Regions from separate parts of the Homo sapiens genome. Here regions 1, 2, 3, 4 and 5 are each linked to region 6. A link is a contact called in ENCODE Hi-C or POLR2A ChIA-PET data. All regions are on one chromosome and are shown on one strand. The core of a region is the stretch at or near the end of the contact, and the rest is flanking DNA. Distances in the headings are between cores, read along the strand shown.

Region 1 (3,158 bases), core at 159-2,658, 2.9 Mb before region 6:
AGATCTCTTGTATTATACTGCAGATCTACCAATGGCACTCAGACCCAGAGGCAGATGCAATCTCCGGTTCGCGGGTTGGGAGCAGTTTTGTGGAACAAAGACACCGTCTAGTTCTGACATGGTACAGGGAGGAAACACACAGAGGTTAAGACTTAGACAAGAGGCCAGGCGCGGTGGCTCACGCCTGTAATCCCTGCACTTTGGGAGGCTGAGGCGGGAGGATCACTTGAGGTCGGGACTTCGAGACCAGCCTGACCAACATGAAGGAACCCCGTCTCTACTAAAAATACAAAATTAGGCCGGGCGCGGTGGCTCACGCCTGTAATCCCAGCACTTTGGGAGGCCGAGGCGGGTGGATCACGAGGTCAGGAGATCGAGACCATCCTGGCTAACACGGTGAAACACCGTCTCCACTAAAAAAAATACAAAAAATTATCCGGGCGTGGTGGTGGGCGCCTGTAGTCCCAGCTACTCCGGAGGCTTAGGCAGGAGAATGGCGTGAGCCCGGGAGGCGGAGCTTGCAGCGAGCCGAGATCGAGCCACTGCACTCCAGCCTGGGCGACAGAGCGAGACTACGTCTAAAAAACAAAACAAAACAAAATTAGCCTGGCGTGGTGGCGCCCGCCTGTAATCCAGTTACTCGGGAAGTTGAGGCAGGAGAATCGCTTGAACCCGGGAGGCGGAGGTTGCGGTGAGCCGAGATCGCGCCATTGCATTGCACTCCAGCCTGGGCGACAAGAGCGAAACTTCGTCTCAAAAAACAAAACAAAACAAAACAAAACAAAACAAACTTAAGCAAGGCCAGGTGCCTGGGTCGAGGCAGAGCTGAGGCTTATCCGGGCATCCTCTCACTTAGCAGTCTTTCTTCCACAACACACTGATCCCCGTGTTTGGCGTATTGTGGAGAGTTGCAGGGCATTCCTTTCCCTGGACATAAATTTCCACGTCTACCGGTGACATCAAGTCACAAGAGGCCAGAACGCGGTTTTCAAGTCAGAATCTTAGCCAGAAACGAAGTTGGCCTCTTGCCAAGGAGCCAAATAACTGGATGGACGCTCGCACCCGCTTCGCAGACAGGCGCACGCAGTGGAGAGGTGAAGTGATTTCTGCGTTTGGGTAGAGCGGCGTCGGCTTTAGGTGTCCACGGTGCGGAAGCCAGCCGTTTTCCAAAATGCAATACCTCTAATGGTCCCTCACGAACAGCAGTCCCCAAATACAGCCGCTCTTGGACCTCGACGAAGGGGATGCCACTAACGCTGTGGGGAGAGCGCACGGTCCCCGCCGGCGCAGGGAGCCGGGGGTAGAGCAGAGGGCGTCGCGTCCCCATCCCAGCCCCAGCGCGGGGGCTGGAGCAGTCGAGAGGGCGGCCTCCCGCCGCCTAGAGGCGCCGGTCCGCTCGTCCGCTCTGCCTGTGCCCCGTCTCTATGGCGGCCCCAACGGCCGTCCAGGACGTGGAGCGAAATGAGCTCGGGCGCTGACGGCGGCGGTGGCGCTGCGGTGGCGGCGCGGTCGGACAAGGGCAGTCCCGGGGAGGACGGTTTCGTCCCGTCGGCGCTGGGGACCCGCGAGCAGTGAGTGTGACGCTGGGCAGGGGAGGATGAGCCGTGCCGCCCTGCCTGGGCCCCGAGAAGGGGACGGCGGGGTGGAGACCCGGGGCTCAGGGACAGGGAGACCCTCGGGGGCGTGACGGGAGCAGGGCCACCTGGCGGGGGGCTTACGGGGATTTCAAAGAGTGGAATCCCTAGGGGTCGCCCTACGCGGTTAACCGACGTTTCAAGGGATTGGAGCCCAAGGGGCTTGTGGGTGCGGGACAGGCTTTGGCTCCTGGGAGGCCTTTTGGGAGTCTCGAACCTGAGGGCCAGGCTTGGGGGAAAGGGGGAGAGGGCGAGGCTGGCGAATAGGGCTGGTCGGCGAGAGTGAGAGACCGAGGGAGAAGTGCTGGGCCTGGGAGCCGAAAAGGCTGAGTAGGAGGGGAGGGATGTGGGAGCTGGAAGTGGGGTGGGAATAGCGGATGACCCGAGGCGGGAGCGGGGAGATAGTGGGGGATCTTGGGGTGAAAGAAAGCGATCTGACCTCAAACAGACGCTCAGGAATTATTAAATGAATTAATGTGGGTGGATGAATGGCTGCAGGGAACAGTTGGGGAGAGGTAAATTGGCGGGATGAGAGGGAGCAGGGATTCTAGAGAATCATTGTAGGAAAAGAGACGGCAAATGAAAAGGATTCAGAGGGCCGGGTGCGTGGTGGCTTACGCCTGTAATCCCAGCACTTTGGGAGGCCGAGGCGGGCGGAGCACAAGGTCAGGAGATCGAGACCAGCCTGACCAACATGGTGAAACCCCGTCTCTACTAAAAATACAAAAATTAGCGGGGTGTGGTGGCGCACACCTGTAGTCCCAGCTACTCGGGAGGCTGAGGCAGGAGAATCGCTTGAACCCGGGAGGCGGAGGTTGCAGTGAGCCGAGATCGCGCCACTGCACTCCAGCCTGGTGACAGAGCGTGACTCCGTCTCAAAAAAAGAAGAAAAGCGTCCAGAGAAAATTTAAACGGAGGGCTAGAAGACTGGAATAGGCAGAGACAAATAGCACAGGAAAGAGACTGTGTGCCTGCACACTTGAGACCAGATGTGCTTGTTTCATCAAGTTTTGAACTTGGGTCAGGGACTTAGGGATACGTGGACAAATGTCTTTGTGTTTTTTTAGGCTAAAACTTATTGTTGTGCATCAGATATTGTCCTAAATGCTTTACATGTACAGTATAAACGTATTCTGCTTGCCCATGTATTTCCTTCTTTTAACTCAAGGACGTTAAAAGATTGAACTATGTGTATTTATTAATAACACTAGTGATGTTTAAACCTCTGTCATAAATAGCTCTGTAATGTATTAGAAACATACATTTAATTCATAATACAGTTTAATTCAAGAGTCTTGCTTTGCATTTCATTGTTTACATAGTTGGGATGCTGTCTATGAGAGAGAACTGCAAACTTTCCGAGAATATGGAGATACAGGTGAAATCTGGTGAGTTAGGAAAAGAATCAAGTTATAATCTAGAAGATTATATGTATATGTGTGTGTGTTTAAAAAAATACGTATATATTCGCCGGGCGCGGTGGCTTACGCCTGTAATCCCAGCACTTTGGGAGGCCGAGGCAGG
Region 2 (3,058 bases), core at 114-2,613, 2.2 Mb after region 6:
TGTGGGAAAGTATCTTCCTCTTAAAAATATTAAGAAGGTGGCTGGGTGCAGTGGCTCACGCCTGTAGTCCCAGCACTTTGGGAGGCCAAGGTGGGTGGATCACAGGAGTTCGAGACCAGCCTGGCCAACATGGTGAAACCCTATCTCTACCAAAAACACAAAAATTAGCTGAGTGGGAGGCACCTTGTAATCCCAGCTGCTTGAGAGGCCGAGGCAGGAGAATCACTTGAGCCCAGGAGGCAGAGGTTGCAGTGAGCCAAGATTGCGCCATTGCACTCCAGCCTGGGCGACAGAGCAAGACTCCATCTCACAAAACAAAAACAAAAACAAAAAAAAATTAAGAAGGTGAGCAATGAGCAACAAAAACGTCTAAATTTTGCAGACAGAATAAGAGCCCAAAGGTTGTACACACTGAAAAACAAAACCGAATAGCTATTCATATTTTCCTTAAGGTTTGAGGACAAAGAAGCTCTAGAAGAAGGTTATACTGGAGCCAGAAAGGAAGCATACAAAAATATCCCTATCTATTTTTGTAAAGACAGGGTCTCACTCTGTTGCCCAGGCTGCTCTTGAACTCCGGGCCTCAAGTGATCCTTCTGCCTCAGCCTCCGAAAGTGCTGGAATTATAGACGTACCCCACCACCTGTGGCTGAGTTTCTCTTTCAACCGACAAATAGAACCTTTCTTGGAGTTAGAAAGTAGGAGATCAGGAGCTTCTCACTAATGATGGTGTAATTCAGCAATGGATCCCTTTTCGGGTCATCAGCTTAGTGTCAGTTCCTGGTTCTATCTGACTCATTGCAGTAGTGGGAGGTTTCGAAAACTTGAAGTCAGGAGGGTTTACATCAATTTCACATATTACAAACAACAACAACAACTCACAGCGCTAGGGAGGCATCCCATTCTACTCATCTTTACAACCTGACAAGAACAGGAATACATTCAACAGAAATATTCTTCTCTGCTACGAACAGATTGAAATAAATACCTGAGTTCCTGATAGAATGGAAAATAACAGCTTTCCATAGGTGCGGAATCACCAATGACATCAGAACAAAAATTATTGCTCGGTACCAAGGAGAAAATGTCTTGAGGACAAGATGTGAATAACAAGTTCAGAAGAAGGGAAGGTCAGTCAAAAAAAAAAAAAAAAAAAAAAAGCAGCCTCCTGGGCGACAGAGCAAGACTCAAAAAAAAAAAAAAAACGAAGATGAAGGATGATTATCATGCTACCTCTAAATTTCTACAGCAGGCTCCATAGAGCTCAAAATACTTTAAAGACGTATTTTTATTCTGAAGTAGCAGGAAGGAAATATCAGCAGCGTTTACAGATGTTGAAACTGAAGCATCACATCATTGGGGGATGCCCAGTTCTCCCTGCAGCATCTACTAGCTGTGCAGGATGGGGCCTACAGAGTGAGTTTCTGTCTTTCCTAGGAGCTTACCAACTCAGTCATCAGAAGGTTTCCCCAATCCAAATATATATTATTTTAATGTAAAAATAGAATATGTTGGCAGGGCGTGGTGGCTCACGTCTGTAATCCCAGCACTTTGGGAGGCCAGGGCAGGTGGATCACGAGGTCAGGAGATAGAGACCATCCTGGCTAACACAGTGAAACACCGTCTCTACTAAAAATATAAAAAATCAGCCAGGCATGGTGGCGGGCACCTGTAGTCCCAGCTACTGGGGAGGCTGAGGCAGGAGAATGGCGTGAACCCAACAGGCAGACCTTGCAGTGAGCCGAGATCGTGCCGCTGCACTCCAGCCTGGGCAGCAGTGCAAGACTCCGTCTCAAAAACAAAGAATATGTTAATAATTATATTAAAATTTCCATCAGAAACCTCAAGGCTATTGAGAACCAGGATTAATCTACTGATTACAATAAGAGAGGGGGCTGGGCACAGTGGCTCATGCCTGTAATTCCAGCACTTTGGGAGGCTAAGGTGGGAGGATTTCTTGAGCCCAGGAGTTTGAGACCAGCTTTGGCAACATAGTGAGACCCCATCTCTATAAAACATAAGTGAATTAATAAATAAAATAAGAGAGGGGACAAAGAGATGTGGTCATTTGGTCAGTGTATTGGTTTTCTAGGGCTGCTGTAACAAATGACCATAAAGTGGGTGGCAGTAAACAACAGAAGTGTATTTTCTCACAATTCTGGAGGCTAGAAATCCAAAATCAAGGTGTTGGCTGGGCCAGGCTCCCTCTGAAGGCGCCAAGGGAGAATCCTTCCTTGCCTTTTCCAGCTTCCGCAGGCTGCCTGCAATTCTTGGTGTTCCTTGGCTTGTAGATATATCACTCCAATTTCTGTCTCATTTGTCACACGGCACTCTCCCTGTGTGTCTGTATCAGTGTTCAAATTTTTCTCTTCTTATAAAGGTACCAGTCATTGAACTAGTGTTCCAGTAAAACCTCATCTTAACTTTTTTAGATCTACAAAGGATGTATGTCCAAATAAACTCACATTCATAGGTACCGGGGATTAGGACTTGAGCATATCTTTAAGGGGACATGATTCAGTCAGCAATAATCAGTTTGAAAACAAGATATTACTACCTAGTGGTAAATACACTCAAAACTACCAAAGGCCATGACTCTCCCCCCAAAAATGGAGATAGCATCATCTTTACTGTTGAAATAGCCCAGAATGTCTTTCTGAATAAGCTCTCTCTAGATGTTCTTCCCACCTCTAAGACTCATGATTATCTATGACTTAAAACTTACCGTCTCACAGACTCTCTCTCTATATGCAGCTTTTCCATTACAACATTTTCACATCCCCATCCTTGAAGCTGGTAACTGTGTTTTTTGTTGTTGTTTTGTTTTTTGTTTTTTTCCAGAGGAAACTTGTCCTGAAATGGAGTGTTTTGTTCTAAACAGTTCATGTATCCTTTAGAAGGAAAGGAGAGGGATGTTCACAGACAGAAAACATATAGTAAAAATAATTAACATATTTGAGCTTCCATTCTGCTTAAGACTGTGGTAGACACCATCAGTCTGTTTAATACACATGACCATTCCCATTTAGGGACATGGAAAATGAAGGGCAGAGCACAG
Region 3 (3,465 bases), core at 760-3,259, 2.3 Mb after region 6:
GCAGGGGTGTGTGTTATTGTGTGTAGGAGGTATAGCATAGATACAGATATAAACTCGTGTCATTATAACTTTTTAGTGTGGTGGGTTTGTGGCTATAATCAAAACTAAAGTAATAAAGGTGGGTGCGGTAAACTGAATAATGGTCCACCAAAGATTTCTATGTCCTAATTCCCAGAATTTGGGAATGTTATGCTAAAAGGGACTTTGCAGATGTGATTAAGAATCTTGAGATAATCTTCGCCCAAAGTAATCACAAAAGGTTCTCGTAAATGAAAAGGGGTGGCAGGAGAATCACGATGTACGTACAGAGGCAGAGAAGAAAGAAGATACTATGCTTCTTTTCTTGAAGATGGAGGATGGGGCCAAGAGCCAAGGAATGCAGGCAGCCTCTAGAAGCTGGAAAAGGCAAGGAACCAGCCCTGCCGACACCTTGATTTTAGCCCAGTGTAACTGATTTTGGACTTCTGACTTCCAGAATTGTAAGAAAATAAATTCGTGTTGTTTTAAGTATCTAAATTTGCAGTAATTTGTTACAGCATCAACAGGAAACTATCACAGCGGGCCAGGCATGGGTTAATGAATTGGATTATAATTAAATCCAGTTCTACACCTAGGTCCAATTAAAAACATAGACAAAACCTTTGAGTGGCTCCTCACTGCCTGGAAGAGAAAGCTCAAATTCCTCAGCATGAAATAGATTCTTGACAACACGGTTCTACAAGGTCCTCTCTAGCTTTAGTTCCCTTCCCCCCGCTCCCGCCCGCATCCCCAGCCCATACATTTTAGCCATGGGTCCTGGCGTCTGAGCCTTTTGTTGTTCCTACGGACTCTTATGGGGCTCAACTCCTTTGCCGTGTCTCTATGAAGTCTTTCAGGTTGAAATTTCCTCCCCTGAAAATGGACAACATAAGGGCTTGCTGCATGGTTGATTCTGCTTTCAAGATTAATGTTCAGTGGCACGCATACGCACCGCCACTTGCAGAGGTCGACATGCACTTAGTACATGTCGGCAGAAGCAACTCTTAAGCCATTACTAACCGGGGCAGTTAAGTTCTGGCAATGGGCTGAAAGATCTTTCTTCATCGCCACTCTTCACTAAGCTACAAGACCAAGTACTTTCTCCTGAAGGTACTTAGAGGAGGAAAAAAGCACACCAGGAACTGTTGTGGGGGGTGAGAAGACAAATTCTACAGGGATGCAGAGCTAGTATGAACATGGCTTCCCCTATCTTCATGCAAAACTGCGTTTCTAGCCCACATGACTGATGTCTGTAAACGCAACTTTATGTTTGTGCACGTCTCTGCCCAAGGATTTTTTTTTCTTTTAACTCCAAGAATACGGGGGGAGTTGGGCAAGTCATTATAATAGGGCTCCTCTTCTTACCCCACTATCCGATGAGACATTTGATAGGGAAACCTCTGAAACTTGTAAAGCAATTTACAAGCAGGCCACCTACTTGTATTTAACAAATAGGCTAGAAATACCTATTTGTGGGAAATCGAGTCCCCAAAACACCCCAACCCCTCCGGGTCCCCGCCAGCACAGCCTCTCTTCTGACTGTCGCGCGAAGCGGCGGTTGACTAACGCGAGCCAGCCGTTCTGATGAACACAGGAGGGCCGGACGGCCCTGCTGGCTCGGACACCACGCGGAGGGAGAGTGCTGCCTGAGCCACAGTTGAAGAAACCGCTCTCGGGCTGGACGAAGGCGGAGCAGCAGCTCAGACTGGGCCAACAGAAGAGCCTTACAATGCCTGGAGCAGTCCGAGGACAGCCCCCGGCGCGAGGAACTCTGGGACTTGTAGTTCGCTTTCCCAGACAGCGCTTTTCCCCACTTGGTCTCCCCGCCTTTCAATGTCGCTTTTATTCTTCCCTTTACCTCCCAGCCCGCCGACTTCCTGGTCGTCGCACGTCCTCACGTATGACTACACTACCCAGAAGTCTCCTCTTCACGTCCCAGCGCGGGTGGGCGCCGGCGGCTCCTCTTAACCACAGGTTCCAGAAGTCCTCTGCAGAAGTGCTTCCCTCTCTCATTTCCAGGACCACAATTCCCAGAGACTTCGGCTTCACGACGTTTCTCTTTTTGCCCGATCTCTCCCGGAGCTGGCTGGGCTTCGGCCGGCCAGAGGCCCACAGCGACGACGTGATCCGTCGTGAGCGGGTCCCAGGGTTTCCTCGGCGGCCCTTTTTTCTCTCCCCTCGGTCGTCCCCCTTGCAGGCTGTCGCGGCTGGCCTGAGCGGTGACCTGGCGGGTCGCGCCTGCGCTCTGCCCTGTTTCCTGCCTGGCTGGTGGCGGCGGCCATTTTGTTCATCCTCCTCCTCCTCCTGCTCCTCCTGGTTGGAGCGCAGTGTCCGGAGCGGGCTGGGGGGAGAGAGCCCGAGAGCAGGGTTCGGTGCCTTTTCCTCTGTCCCCAGCCGGTGCCCAGAGCCCCCCTCCCCTTCCTCCCCACCCCCTCCCCTCCCCAACCCTGCCCTCCCCCTTGTCCCGGGATCGCTCCGTCGCACCCACCATGATGGAAGACGACGGGCAGCCCCGGACTCTGTGAGTACCCGAGACGAGGGGTGCCAGGCGCCAAGAGGCCCGGGCACCGCGGGACGCTAAGGGAGGGAGCAGGAGAGACTGGGCCGAAGCCGGGACTCTAGGCGGCTCCCTGACCAGGGCGGCGTGGACGCGAAGTGCATTCCTCATCTGTCCCCTTTTCCTTGGGAAGGAAATCCTCCCTTCCCCCAAACAGTCACTTCCTGGGGTCTGGGGCTTGTCTCGACCTTTTTCTCTGGCGTCCTTCTTTGCATGCCCTCCCTAGGCCGGGTTTCTGCACGGCTGAGGCTGTCAGGCCCAGGAGAACTCCTGCACCCCCTCCGCGTTGGACGCCCTGGGCTGGGCCTGGAGCTGCCGGCGCCCACGGGGGAAGGGCCTGGCGGGGGTAGGATTGGGGGTGGGCCCGGGGGTGGGCCCCGCGGGCCCTGAGGAATTAGCACTCACCCCTTCCACGTCCTCAGCTCGAGTCGCTCCCAGCTCTTCTCCCCAGCTAAGCTCTCGGAGGAAGCAGGACACTCTTTCACCACTCAAGCCCCTTCTCTCTTTATGCCCCACGTGCCCCCGCCCACGCTGTCAGAAACACCCGCCTAGCGCCCGCTACTTTTGAAGTACATAAGGGATACCTTTTGCTGCCCGAGCATCTTTCCCTTCTTGGATAAAGAAGTTTACTTTGAGCGCTCCCTACGCTAAACTGACAACCAGTTGTTAAACTCCTTTTGCTCTCTAGGTGTTGCCTCTTCCTAATCTGTTTGTGCGTCGAAAGCTTCAGAGTTGGCTAAAATTATGTCTTCATCCGCTATTTGATGTGTGTCTTCTGAACGCTTTTTCTCCTGTCTTGCTGTTGCTTTTTACCTGAAGCTCAATCTAATGAATGAATTCCATCTTCCAACCACTTAATTCTGGTTTCCTTCCTTTCCAATGAAGAGTGA
Region 4 (3,488 bases), core at 548-3,047, 2.2 Mb after region 6:
GTGAAAGGAGGGAAGGGGAGAAAGCCAGACAAATGGTCAAATCAGAGAAGAGAATGACAGAAGACTGGCCAAAATTAGCCTATCCATAATAACTCTATCCCGAGATCATCAAGAACTTTATCTGGGCCAAGGAGTTTATCCTCCATTCTGAAAAGAGGAAATACAACGTAATAGCAAGAAAATATAGACAGAGCCTGAGGAAAAAAATAAGTTATCCTTCACTGCTCTGGCAAAGCAACTAGTAGGCCTTCCTAAGAAAGCAGTGGGGCCTGCCCAAAAGTGTTCTGGAGGTCACAGAACTGCCCTGTGTCAGTGTCTCAACTCTAGGCTGTGACCCCGAACGAGTTACTAATAACCTCTCACTCCTTTCTCCTCACCTGAAAAAGAGGATCCCACACGTGTCCTGTAAGGTTGCTGTGGGGATTGGAAATAATATGTTAAAGGGCCTGTCCTTAAAAACCATCCTATAAGTGATACCACGCTGTGATCTGAAAAGCTCATCTGAACCTTTTATCCTTTTCAATTCATATCATGTAATCCTTCTGTCTAGACTGCACATAAGAATTACAAGTAAGTCTGAAAAGCTCTGGCTCCTTCCTTAAAGAACTCTATCCTCTCGCTTTCCCTAAAGTGGAAGAATCTCTGAGTGATATGAGGAAAGGATTAGCAAGCCAAAAGGGGCAGGTGCCACCCAGCCCCATCTTACAAGAAACTGGACTGTCAGCGCTCTGAGGGCAGGGACTGCTCTGTTTAAACCACGACTGCACACACATTTTCCTAAAGCAAGCTAATTGCAGACTTAAGCCTCTCCGAACAGCTTACATGACACCCAAACATGGACCCACAATACATTTTGTGTCGCACAACATCAAGTCACACAAAAATCTCAAAATTATACATTACAATACAATTTAATTGTGCTGTGGTATTAAAGTCAAAGACAAAGGCTTTAAACCGAGTGCCTATGAGGTAACCACAGTAAAGTCACACCTTTAATAATAAGGGACCAAGAACACACGGGATGGCAACAGGGAGTGAGTGTCCAGCAGAGCCCTAGACGGAACTGGCGCAACCGCTCCAGATCGGAATTCGAACCCAGAACTTCTGGCGAAGGCCATGTAAGAACTACTCCAAGGAGGAAGAGGCCTTTACGGCCAGGTGCACCTTGCTGGAACTTTCTGCCGGAGGGGACCCCCTCCCCTCGGCCTGGGCCCCAAGCCCCAAGGGCGGCCGCGTGACGCGGTGGGAAGGACGAGGGTCGCCAGCCCCTTCTGCTCCGCACTGGGGTAGGGGCTCGGCGCTGTCTCGGAGAAAGGCCAGGCTCCTTCCAGTCAGGGAATAATGACAGCTCGCGCGCTCGCAGCCCGCCCCGCCCCGCCTCACCAGGCCCGCAGGCGGCTCCTCCCGCCCGGCTGAGGGGTCCGGCCGCGCCCCCTCCTCTCCCCGCCCTGGCCCGGGGTGCCCCCCGCCCGCACCGCCAGCCTCACCGGGTCGGAGCTGGAGGCCGCCGTCGCGGCGGCTGCACCACAGCGCGCGCTCGCCCTGCTGCAGGATGTAGTGGTCCTTGGCTTGGAAGAGCTCCATGCTGGCCCCGCGCGCCCAGGGAGGCGGCGGCCCGCGGGCGGCGCACGGGGCGTCCTAGTCGGTCGAGGCCGCCAGAGCCCGCGCCTCGGGGAGCGGCCGGGTAGGAACCGCGCCGAGAAGCAGCGGCAGAGGGAACGCCCCGGGGCACCCGACCGGTAGGAGGAGAACGCGCCCCGGCAGCGGCGGCGGCAGCGGCGGCCGTAGAGGCCTCTCCCCCCCGCTCCTCCCCTTCCCTGGCTCCGCCCCAGGCCCGGCTCCACCCCCTCTGCTGGCTACTCTCCCCGAGCGCCCGGCTCCGCCCCTCAGCCTCCTCCTCCTTTCAGCTCCCTCCCGCTTCCTGCCCTTTCCTCCGCCTTCTCCCGGGTGTCTCCTCCCAGCTCCTCCCCGCGGGTCTTTCCTCCTCCCTCTCGTCCTTCCGCCCGCCCCTCCCGCTCTTGCCCAGGCCCCTCCCCCGGCGCGCCAGCCTTCCTGTCGTGGTCACCGGTGGCAGCTCGGGAGCTCGGCCGAGTCGGTCTGGACTGACCGCCTCCCTCCGCGCGGCCTTGGGGACAGGCGCCCACCGCTGGGGCCTCCCCTCCGTGCAGGGAGGCGCTCACGCTTCGCCAGGCCGAGACCTGAATCCAACCCCACACCCGCTCTCCCGGAGCGGTGCGGGGTACGTTCCCCGCGGGCCTGCGCTGCCTGCCCGTACCGAAACCAGGCGAGACCCCGGGGCCTGGCTACAGGGGTTCATCCCCAGCCAGGCCCACAGCCAAGCGGAGGCGTCTTCTGTTTTCGTATTCCCTATTAGAAGTTTGACAACAGGAGGCATTCAATAAATGCACATCAACGAGGGAAAGCATGTAACAATAGAAAACACACAAGCATTAGCAGCACGCGGCTAAAGAGCGAGGAGGAAGGGAGGAATGTACAGGTGCTGCTGTGTCCCGAATTAAGCAGGGCGGTTTGGAGAAGACTTCACAAATGGAGCCAGTTAATGAAGCAAGCGGAAGGAATATCGTTTGGCGAGGATAAGATGAATGGAGACCCTCTCGGGGAAGGAGGAGTCTCCCCCAAACATCCTTGAGCTCAGTCTGTCTTGAAAAACCAGTTGATATCCTGAACAGAATGGGTCTGGAGAATGAGGCCCCCACTTCCGGGGCCAGTTCGAGGACTATCTAGCTGTGTGATCTTGGGGAAGTCTCTTGGTCTCAGATGGTGGTTGAACTAATGACCTTTTATGACACCCCCAGTTCTATAAATCATTGAGTCTTCCTACTCCTAACTCCTTGCCTTCTCTAATGCCTGAATCGGAAACAAGAGAAAAAGACAAGAAGTAGGAGATGAGAAAAATAAGGCAATACTTTTTTTTTTTTTTTTTTTAGTTTAGGAGCGGAAGTTTATAGGCAAAAGAAAAGGGAGAACAGCTGTCTCTCTTGCGAGAGAGAGGAGTGACCGAATGGGACTTCTCAGAAAGCAATACTTTTAACCTTCTGCTCAAGTAAAAGTGAGAGGGTACAAAAGCAGGAAGGAGTTCCACATGACTAGTTATTCCAGCCCACAGTGTTGAATTTCCATAGCACAGAAAGTCCAATGATAACAAAGCGTCCTGGAATCTTTTCTAAGTACCATGCCTCTGTGCTGTCCAGACACCTCAACATAAAGGTCGAGGGAGGTGGTTACTCTATCAAATCTTTGTGATGTGATTTGGAGAAAGAAGGTAATGAAGCTATAAGAAGCTTCAGTGGAACCATCGGTTTCAGATTGATTGTTTAATTCAGCCATGTGTTGACTTAGCAAAAATGAGAATGAGAAAATCCTATGAAGACATTGTATCCTGCAAATTATTTCATTATTGTTTTATGAATTACATTGCCAGATGTGAAGAAAACAATGCTGTTGTAACTGTTTTAAAACAATTAATT
Region 5 (3,356 bases), core at 72-2,571, 2.1 Mb after region 6:
TGTAACTACCATTAGTTTCTCGTATCTCTGCCTTCCCACTCTGCTGTTTTTGGAAACTTCAAACTGCTTTCGCCATTTCTCCCCAGTTATTGTTCTTTATTGTAAATGCTACGTAATTCCCCCATTCTAAGCCACCTGTTTGAGTTACTCTTCCTTGAGTTTTGCCCATATAAGATGTACATGTTACTAAATTTTTCTTTTGCCAATCCGAGCTTTGTGATAAGGGCCGCAGTGGAGAACCTAGAAAGGTAGAAAGATTTTCCCCCCTTCCTACAGCCCCAAGGAGGGTTTGAGACACGGGTTCCGTTTTTTTCCTTCAGCTCCTCACTTTGTAGATTCCATTCAGGTCATTCCCCTTCCGTCACCATGCCCTTTTTTCATTGAGTAGATATATCTGATGGGCCTGGGGTTTTCTTAGGTACATTTCAGGCCCAGGGGAGACACAGTTTCATTCTTTTTTTCTTTTTTATCGGACAGCCTCCTGAACCAGAAGAGGTTCAGAGCGACTCCCACAGTTTCACTCTTGAACTTGGGTATTTTCCAAATTGCCTCAGCAAAAGGCTGCTGTAGTCGGTCTTCGTAGCTTCCTTCTCCAGGGTATCCTAGCGGCGCGCAGTGCAGGAGCCTCGCACCGCTCCCCGACGGCGGCTGCCAGCTTCCAGACAGACGCCGACCCGGTGTTCGCAACCAGGGCGCAGGCCGGGCCCGGAGCGTTTAGAGCGCCCGCCCCTCGGTAAGGAACCGTCCCTGAGCCACAGGGCCTGACGCGACTGCAGAAGGAGCGTGGGGTCCTCCGAGGTTCCCCTTCTCTAAATGTGCACCTTCCTCAGGGAGACCTTGTGCAGCTGAGGGAAAAGTCACCACTCAGGGTTTCGGGCCGGGGACCCAAATAAAAGTGCTGCCATCAGCAAAAAAAGAAAAAAAAGGCACGAAGAGGAGGTGGGCGGATTCCCAAGGCGGTTTCGCCCACTAATTTTGCCCAGAGATGACTCTGAGGTCTCTGAGCTTAATGCTTTTCAGCTGTTGTGCAGACTCGCTTTGCCCTCTTATAAGCCCACTATGGGAGTTCCCGCTACACGCCGGCCCAGGGGTACAAACGACAACGCGCCGCCCTTGGAGCGCGTCGCCGGGCCCCGCGCTGCGCAGCCTCCAGCGGCGCTGCGTGCCCTTCCTTTTGCCCGTCTCCAAGATGGCGGCGCCGCCGCCGCCCCTCCTCCTCGCCGCGCAGAGCCGCGCTGCGCCGCGCGCTCCCGCCGCCCCTCCCCACGCGAGCTCCACCCAGGTCGCAGGCAGCGCGGTCGGCGGCGGCTATTTCCCGCCATTGTGCGAAGTGAAGGCTAGGGGCCCGTACGCGCCCGCCTGACTGTCGCCAGCAGCTCCTCGGCGGCCCCACCGCAGCCGCCGCTCCCTGAGGCGCGGGAGGCCCGCGCCCCGCGGCTCGCTGTGCGTGGGAGGGCGCGAGCGAACGCGGGCGAGGAGCGGCCGAGCCGCTGAAGAGGAGCTGGGCGCCGGCCGCCCGGCCGCGCTCGGCCCGCGGATCGCCTCCGCCCGGTCTTCGCCGGCCCCGGCCCCTGGCGAGATGCCGTGTGGGGAGGATTGGCTCAGCCACCCGCTGGGAATCGTGCAGGGATTCTTCGGTGAGTGGCGGCGCCGGGGGGCGGGCCGGGCGGGCAGCCGAGTTTGCCGGGCCCCGGGGCAGGGCCCCGCCGCGCGGCCCCCACGCGGTACCATCTCGAGGGCTCGCGTGGCCCGAGACGGGGCCCCGGGGCCTGCACCGGCCCCAGCTGGGACAGCCTCTCCCCCGGTCGCAGCAGGCAGGGGCAGGAGCCGGGCCGCAGGTACCTCCCACCTGCCCGAGTCGCAGCTTGGGAGCCGCCAAGGTGAAGTCGTGGGGCGCGGGCTGTGATTCGCGGGCTGTGATTGACGGCCTCGCTCCCAGCCTGTGGCAGGGCCAGGGCCCCGGCCCCGGGCGCAGCAAACTCGGAGGTCCTCGAACCCTGGGGAGGGCCCGCAGAGCCGCGGGGAGGGAAAACCACTTTGCCTGTGGGAAGCCCACAGGATATTTCAAAACTTCCGGTGCGTCGGGGAGTGCTCGCTTGCACAGAAGTTGGTTCTAACTCCTGTGCTACCCTCATTCTCTCTTTCAGAGATAAGATTTAATGTTCATAGCTTAGTTTTCCTGTTGGGATGACTTTAGAACCCATCTAGTCTGGATCTGCTCCTGTGCCAGAGCCAGCAAGAAATATTGAGCTACTTGAGTTTGTACACAGGGCTGAGAATCCTGCAGGCGAGCTTAGTAAATTTTGGTTGCGATTGCTGTTGCTACTTTACTGCGAAGGGTATACGAAGAAAAGTTTATATTTGTTGTCGTTAACTGGGCATTTTGACAACCGTTCCATTCCCCAGTGTCTTTTTACACGTAATGAGTGGCGGAGTCAGATCCAGCTAGAAATCACTGTAGATGGCAACACCTGACTTGTCTGGAGTTAACTTAGAGTTGTAGAGCGGCCTTAGCTCATTGAAAAAAACATCTTGGGGTACTAGAGAGAAAAGGCAGTGGGAAGCTAAATCATCCTCAGCAGCCAAAATCGACGGCAAACAATGTATGGTATTTCTTATAGGAGGGCCTCTAGTGCTTACTCAGGAAGTCCTTATTAATTTACCTGTAATTCTAATTAGTTTAGTTACCTGGCTTCCCAGGCTGTAACTAATGGCATTATATTAGAAAAAAGCCTGGATAGACGTCCGAACTTAGCCAGTGAACACTGACAGCCTGATGAAGAAATTTAAAACTACCTTCATACTTGAAAAAAAAAAAAATTCACTATATAGCAGTCAAGGGTGCTTTGAGGAAGGGGCATATATTTCTCCACTAAATCCTAGTAATTTATGTTCATAAGAATTCTAGAAATGATAATCGATGGTCAACACAATGGCCCCAAAATGTCAAGTGAAGATTCAATTGTAGCATTGGTTTAAGAGGGTGCAGATGCATAGATACTTTTTAGGAAAAATCCCTCCAAAGTAAAAAGGTTTGGTGCTTAAAGGGTTAAATTTCAGTTACTAATATTAGAAAGTTTATTTATTAGAAATACCCCATACTCTGATTTTGCTGGATAAATGAGATGATTTCATATTTGATAGAGATTTGAATGTATTTGTGTCAAATTTTGTCTTCTAAATGTATGATCCTAAGGGACACATCTCATCATAGTACAGGAAGGATGTAACTTAGATATAAAATAATAGCTTCAGAGTATTTTATAAATTATGTGGATTGTTGTGGGAACCTGAGAAGTTTCTTGATGTGTTTCTCCCCAGAATGTCTTGTTCCCGTGTACGTTGTGTCTTATAGA
Region 6 (3,377 bases), core at 878-3,377:
TATAGTCCTGCCACATCCCCCTCACCGAGATGGTAGAGATAGTGATCAATAAATACTGAGGGAACTCAGAGACCAGTGCTGGCGCGGGTCCTCCGTATGCTGAGCCCTGGTCCTCTGGGCCCACTGTTCTCTACACTTTGTCTCTGTGTCTTACTTTTTTTCTCAGTCTCTCGTCCCACCTGACGAGAAACACCCACAGGTGTGGAGGGGCTGGCCCCCTTCAACAAGTCACCAGGCCACCAAGAAACCTCCTTCAGCTAGGTACATATCTAACACAGGCCCTTGGGGTCAAGAATGTCAAAACTCACCTCAAAAATTTATTTCTATTTCTCTGAGTTTCATTTCACTTTTTTAAACACACTTAAAACAATATTGTATCATCAGCTTTATTGTTGACTGGGAAAACTATGAGGACAGACAGGCTTAAATTATCTGTGCACGCAGAGGGAAAGATAAGGCATATTACCTTGTTGGAACTCTTTTTTTTTTTTTTTGAGATGGAGTCTCGCTCTTTCGCCCAGGCTGGAGTGCAGTGACGCGATCTCTGCTCACTGCAAGCTCTGCCTCCCGGGTTCACGCCATTCTCCTGCCTCAGCCTCCCGAGTAGCTGGGACTACAGGCGCGTGCCACCACGTCCCGCTAATTTTTTGTATTTTTTAGTAGAGAAGGGGTTTCACCATGTTAGCCAGGATGGTCTCTTATCTCCTGACCTCGTGATCCACCCGCCTCGGCCTCCCAAAGTGCTGGGATTACAGGCGTGAGCCACCGCGCCCGCCCCTGGAACTCATTTTTTAAAAAATTTTTTTGAGATGGAGTCTTGCTCTGTCACACAGGCTGGAGTGCAGCGGCGTGATCTCGGCTCACTGCAAGCTCCGCCTCCCGGGTTCACACCATTCTCCTGCCTCAGCCTCCCGACTAGCTGGGACTACAGGCGCCCACCACCACGCCAGGCTGATTTTTTGTATTTTTAGTAGAGACGGGGTTTCACGTGTTAGCCAGGATGGTCTCAATCTCCTGACCTCATGATACGCCCGCCTCGGCCTCCCAAAGTGCTGGGATTACAGGCATGAGCCTCAATTTTATATTTTGCCCTAGACTCTTATTCCTTAAATCTTCCTTAAAATAGTGGTTGCAAAATGGAGGCCCATGGGCTGGATTCAGCCTGTAAAACTGTTTTGTTTGGACTGTAGAGTTAAAAAAAACAAACAAACCCTGTATTTCCAGCATCTCATTAAAAATCGTATGAGGCACCGGACTTATAGTGGTACAAGACAGCAACTGTCTCTAGCTGACAGTTGTTTCCTTTAAAAGCCGTTAAGAGTTCTTTAATTTGCGAACCCTCGCCATTCACGGAATACCTGCTTGTGTTCTTGTATTCAGGGCACTGGAGTGCGTGCCAGCTGGTCTGGAAGCAGCTCCAGCAAGTCACTTACACGGTGGCCAGGGGCGGCCTGACTTTCAATCCGAGACCCGCCGGGAATGACTTTGGGATAATCACAACCTCCGGTCCTCAGTTTCCTTACCTGTGAAATGGGGCTGATAACGCACAGCTGTGGGAAGCACCGGCCCAAACGCAGGGCTTGGGGACACGACCACCATCCCCGCCCACGGGTCCCCGCGCCAGGCTTCGCTCTCCACCCCTCCCGCCGCGGGCCCCAGCGCTTCGCCGAGGTCGGCCCCGGGCGCCAAGAGGCGTGGTCGGCCCGAGCGGACCCTCGCGGCGGCCATGGCGTCGGTGGTGGAATACAAGGGCCTCAGGGCCGGCTACCACTGCGGCTACTGCGATTCCAAGGAGGGCAAAGCGTCCTGCGGTGAGTGTTCCCGACGCCGGAGTTGGCGCGGCCGCCGCGCCCCGCACAGGCCCTCGGCGGGGGAAAGGGCAGGCTCGCACCCCGACTCCCGCTTCCCTTCCCCTCTTGACTCTCCCCATCCTGTTTCCCTTCCCGCTCTGTCTCTCCGCCTCACCCTCACTGACGACGGCGGCCCCTTATGGAGAAGGAACGGAAATAGTGGAAAGCTGCCCTCGGTCAAGATGGCGCGGGCGGCGTCAGCTCCAAGAGGCGCCGGGCCGGCCGGGCCTGCGGGCGCCCGAGTGGCTTCGCGCGAGCCTCGGGAGGCTCCCGGGCGGCGCGCTGCATTGTGGGGTGGCGGCGGCGGCCGCGCTAGCGACGCGGGGCCGGGCGGCTGAGCGTTCGCGGGGCCGAGGCCATGGCTTTCTGGGCGGGGGGTTCGCCCAGCGTCGTGGACTATTTCCCTAGCGAGGACTTCTACCGCTGCGGCTACTGCAAGAACGAGTCGGGCAGCCGCTCCAATGGTGAGCGAGCCGGGCCGGCGGGCGTGGGAAGCCGGGCGCCCGGGTCTCGGGATCCCAGGGTCCCCCAGCGAGGACGCGAGGGGGCCGGAGCCCCTGGCCCCAGTGCCACGGCCGAGACGGAGGGGGCACTCTCGGGAGGGCCGCGGCGCCGGCTTAGCGGGGCAGCTTCGCGGTGCCTGTTCTGCAGGAAAATCCTAACCGGTGCCCGTACTCTCGAAATCGTGGTGGTCTCCCCAGAGTCGGGAGACGGACGCCCGTCTGGGGTAGATTGTGTGAGGTGAAGGACGGCGCGCAGTGCCAGGGAACGCCCCAGAGCCGTAGTTAATGGCCGGGGCTGACCGGTGGGTGCTGCGGTGGGAGCGTCCCGGGAGCGAGGGCGAAACGCGGTGCAGAGGGAGCTGTGGGTGTGCACACAGGTGCCGGTCATGTATGAATCAGACTTCCCTGGACGAATGTACAGGAAGGATGAGCCCTTTGCATCTCTGGGTTAAAAAAAAAAAAAGTTAAAAAAAAAAAGGACAAGAAACTGGTGACCGCGGTCGCTACCGGCGAGGGATTCTGTTTGTCCTGATCTGTTTGAAATTTTTACCATTTGCTTATATGCCGTGTCTTTCCTCCACCCACCCGGACGACAGCAAAGCCAGCCCACAAGTTTGTTTTGTTTTTCCATCGTGATTCAGATTTCTTTGGGGGAGATTTGTTGCTGGTAAACAAAACATCGTGTTTATTTCCTCTCTTGCCATGCATTTGCCAATATAGAATGTAGACTCTATTATTTTAATAGAACAGTCTAGCTTTGTGGAAAACGAGATTCGCATGAAAACACACAGGCATTTTCCATGAAAAAGGTGTAAGTGGGGAATGATTTGGTCGATAACGGTGTGTGCATTTGCTCCTTCATTAAAAGTGTTTATTAAGTGCTACTTGTGGGCAGCGGTTTTGAGTAGACAGTTATGCAATCGTTAGAAGTGAGGATTATGAAGACTAAATGGAAAAATGCTTCCAGTTTGGACTTAAACGGAGAAAATCAACAGGATGCAAATGGCTTATGCGACATGATTAC

What was found. Hi-C counts contacts between places; a loop is a spot of excess contacts on that map. ChIA-PET counts read pairs that join two places held with the same protein, here RNA polymerase II (POLR2A). Pooled maps may share reads with other maps.
Region 1: a loop to region 6 is called in a map of CD4-positive, alpha-beta T cell, with 6 times the contacts of the local background. The contact joins the promoter of EEF1AKMT2 here to the promoter of ATE1 in region 6. A Hi-C loop is called at or near these places in 2 of 168 maps with a recorded cell type or tissue (CD4-positive, alpha-beta T cell and CD8-positive, alpha-beta T cell), 1 of 37 single-sample maps with no recorded cell type and 6 of 50 pooled maps.
Region 2: a map with no recorded cell type shows a loop between it and region 6 (12-fold over the local background). The contact joins the enhancer-like site here to the promoter of ATE1 in region 6. A Hi-C loop is called at or near these places in 2 of 37 single-sample maps with no recorded cell type and 2 of 50 pooled maps.
Region 3: a map of naive thymus-derived CD4-positive, alpha-beta T cell shows a loop between it and region 6 (8-fold over the local background). The contact joins the promoter of TIAL1 here to the promoter of ATE1 in region 6. A Hi-C loop is called at or near these places in 1 of 168 maps with a recorded cell type or tissue (naive thymus-derived CD4-positive, alpha-beta T cell), 3 of 37 single-sample maps with no recorded cell type and 9 of 50 pooled maps. POLR2A ChIA-PET finds 5 or more read pairs at or near these places in 1 of 52 experiments (Panc1).
Region 4: a loop to region 6 is called in a map of naive thymus-derived CD4-positive, alpha-beta T cell, with 10 times the contacts of the local background. The contact joins the promoter of INPP5F here to the promoter of ATE1 in region 6. A Hi-C loop is called at or near these places in 1 of 168 maps with a recorded cell type or tissue (naive thymus-derived CD4-positive, alpha-beta T cell), 1 of 37 single-sample maps with no recorded cell type and 8 of 50 pooled maps.
Region 5: a map of gastrocnemius medialis shows a loop between it and region 6 (10-fold over the local background). The contact joins the promoter of MCMBP here to the promoter of ATE1 in region 6. A Hi-C loop is called at or near these places in 2 of 168 maps with a recorded cell type or tissue (gastrocnemius medialis and naive thymus-derived CD4-positive, alpha-beta T cell), 4 of 37 single-sample maps with no recorded cell type and 14 of 50 pooled maps. POLR2A ChIA-PET finds 5 or more read pairs at or near these places in 1 of 52 experiments (MCF 10A).

The regions. Positions count from the first base shown.
Region 1 is chr10:124,790,137-124,793,294 of GRCh38, reverse strand. It overlaps EEF1AKMT2 (EEF1A lysine methyltransferase 2), which reads left to right and starts at 1,408. Exons shown (of 7, transcript NM_212554.4): 1 at 1,408-1,571; 2 at 2,957-3,022. The coding sequence starts at 1,462. RefSeq lists enhancers at 9-731, 795-1,104, 732-1,456 and a silencer at 1,235-1,294.
Region 2 is chr10:119,702,401-119,705,458 of GRCh38, reverse strand. No RefSeq gene overlaps it. Among named protein-coding and RNA genes, the nearest start is that of INPP5F, 22 kb to the left of the region's middle. RefSeq lists enhancers at 502-781, 1,412-1,461, 1,472-1,521. Within about 2 kb of position 1,363, at least 6 of the 41 ENCODE cell types and tissues checked have a DNase peak (open chromatin) inside an H3K27ac peak, as active enhancers do.
Region 3 is chr10:119,595,508-119,598,972 of GRCh38, reverse strand. It overlaps TIAL1 (TIA1 cytotoxic granule associated RNA binding protein like 1), which reads left to right and starts at 2,009. Exons shown (of 12, transcript NM_003252.4): 1 at 2,009-2,539. The coding sequence starts at 2,508. It overlaps LOC105378512 (a long non-coding RNA gene), which reads right to left and starts at 3,409. Exons shown (of 2, transcript XR_946358.3): 1 at 2,981-3,409; 2 at 1-2,359. RefSeq lists enhancers at 797-886, 782-1,779, 1,777-2,366, 1,780-2,778 and silencers at 2,377-2,486, 2,897-2,996.
Region 4 is chr10:119,724,359-119,727,846 of GRCh38, reverse strand. INPP5F (inositol polyphosphate-5-phosphatase F) reads right to left here and starts at 1,797. Exons shown (of 20, transcript NM_014937.4): 1 at 1,488-1,797. The coding sequence starts at 1,584. RefSeq lists a silencer at 1,369-2,138 and an enhancer at 2,749-2,798.
Region 5 is chr10:119,870,808-119,874,163 of GRCh38, reverse strand. It overlaps MCMBP (minichromosome maintenance complex binding protein), which reads left to right and starts at 1,321. Exons shown (of 16, transcript NM_001256378.2): 1 at 1,321-1,637. The coding sequence starts at 1,580. RefSeq lists enhancers at 792-961, 827-986 and a silencer at 1,217-1,866.
Region 6 is chr10:121,926,781-121,930,157 of GRCh38, reverse strand. ATE1 (arginyltransferase 1) reads left to right here and starts at 2,127. Exons shown (of 12, transcript NM_001001976.3): 1 at 2,127-2,314. The coding sequence starts at 2,209. It also overlaps the pseudogene ATE1OSP. RefSeq lists silencers at 1,546-1,845, 2,036-2,455 and enhancers at 1,361-2,227, 2,766-2,915.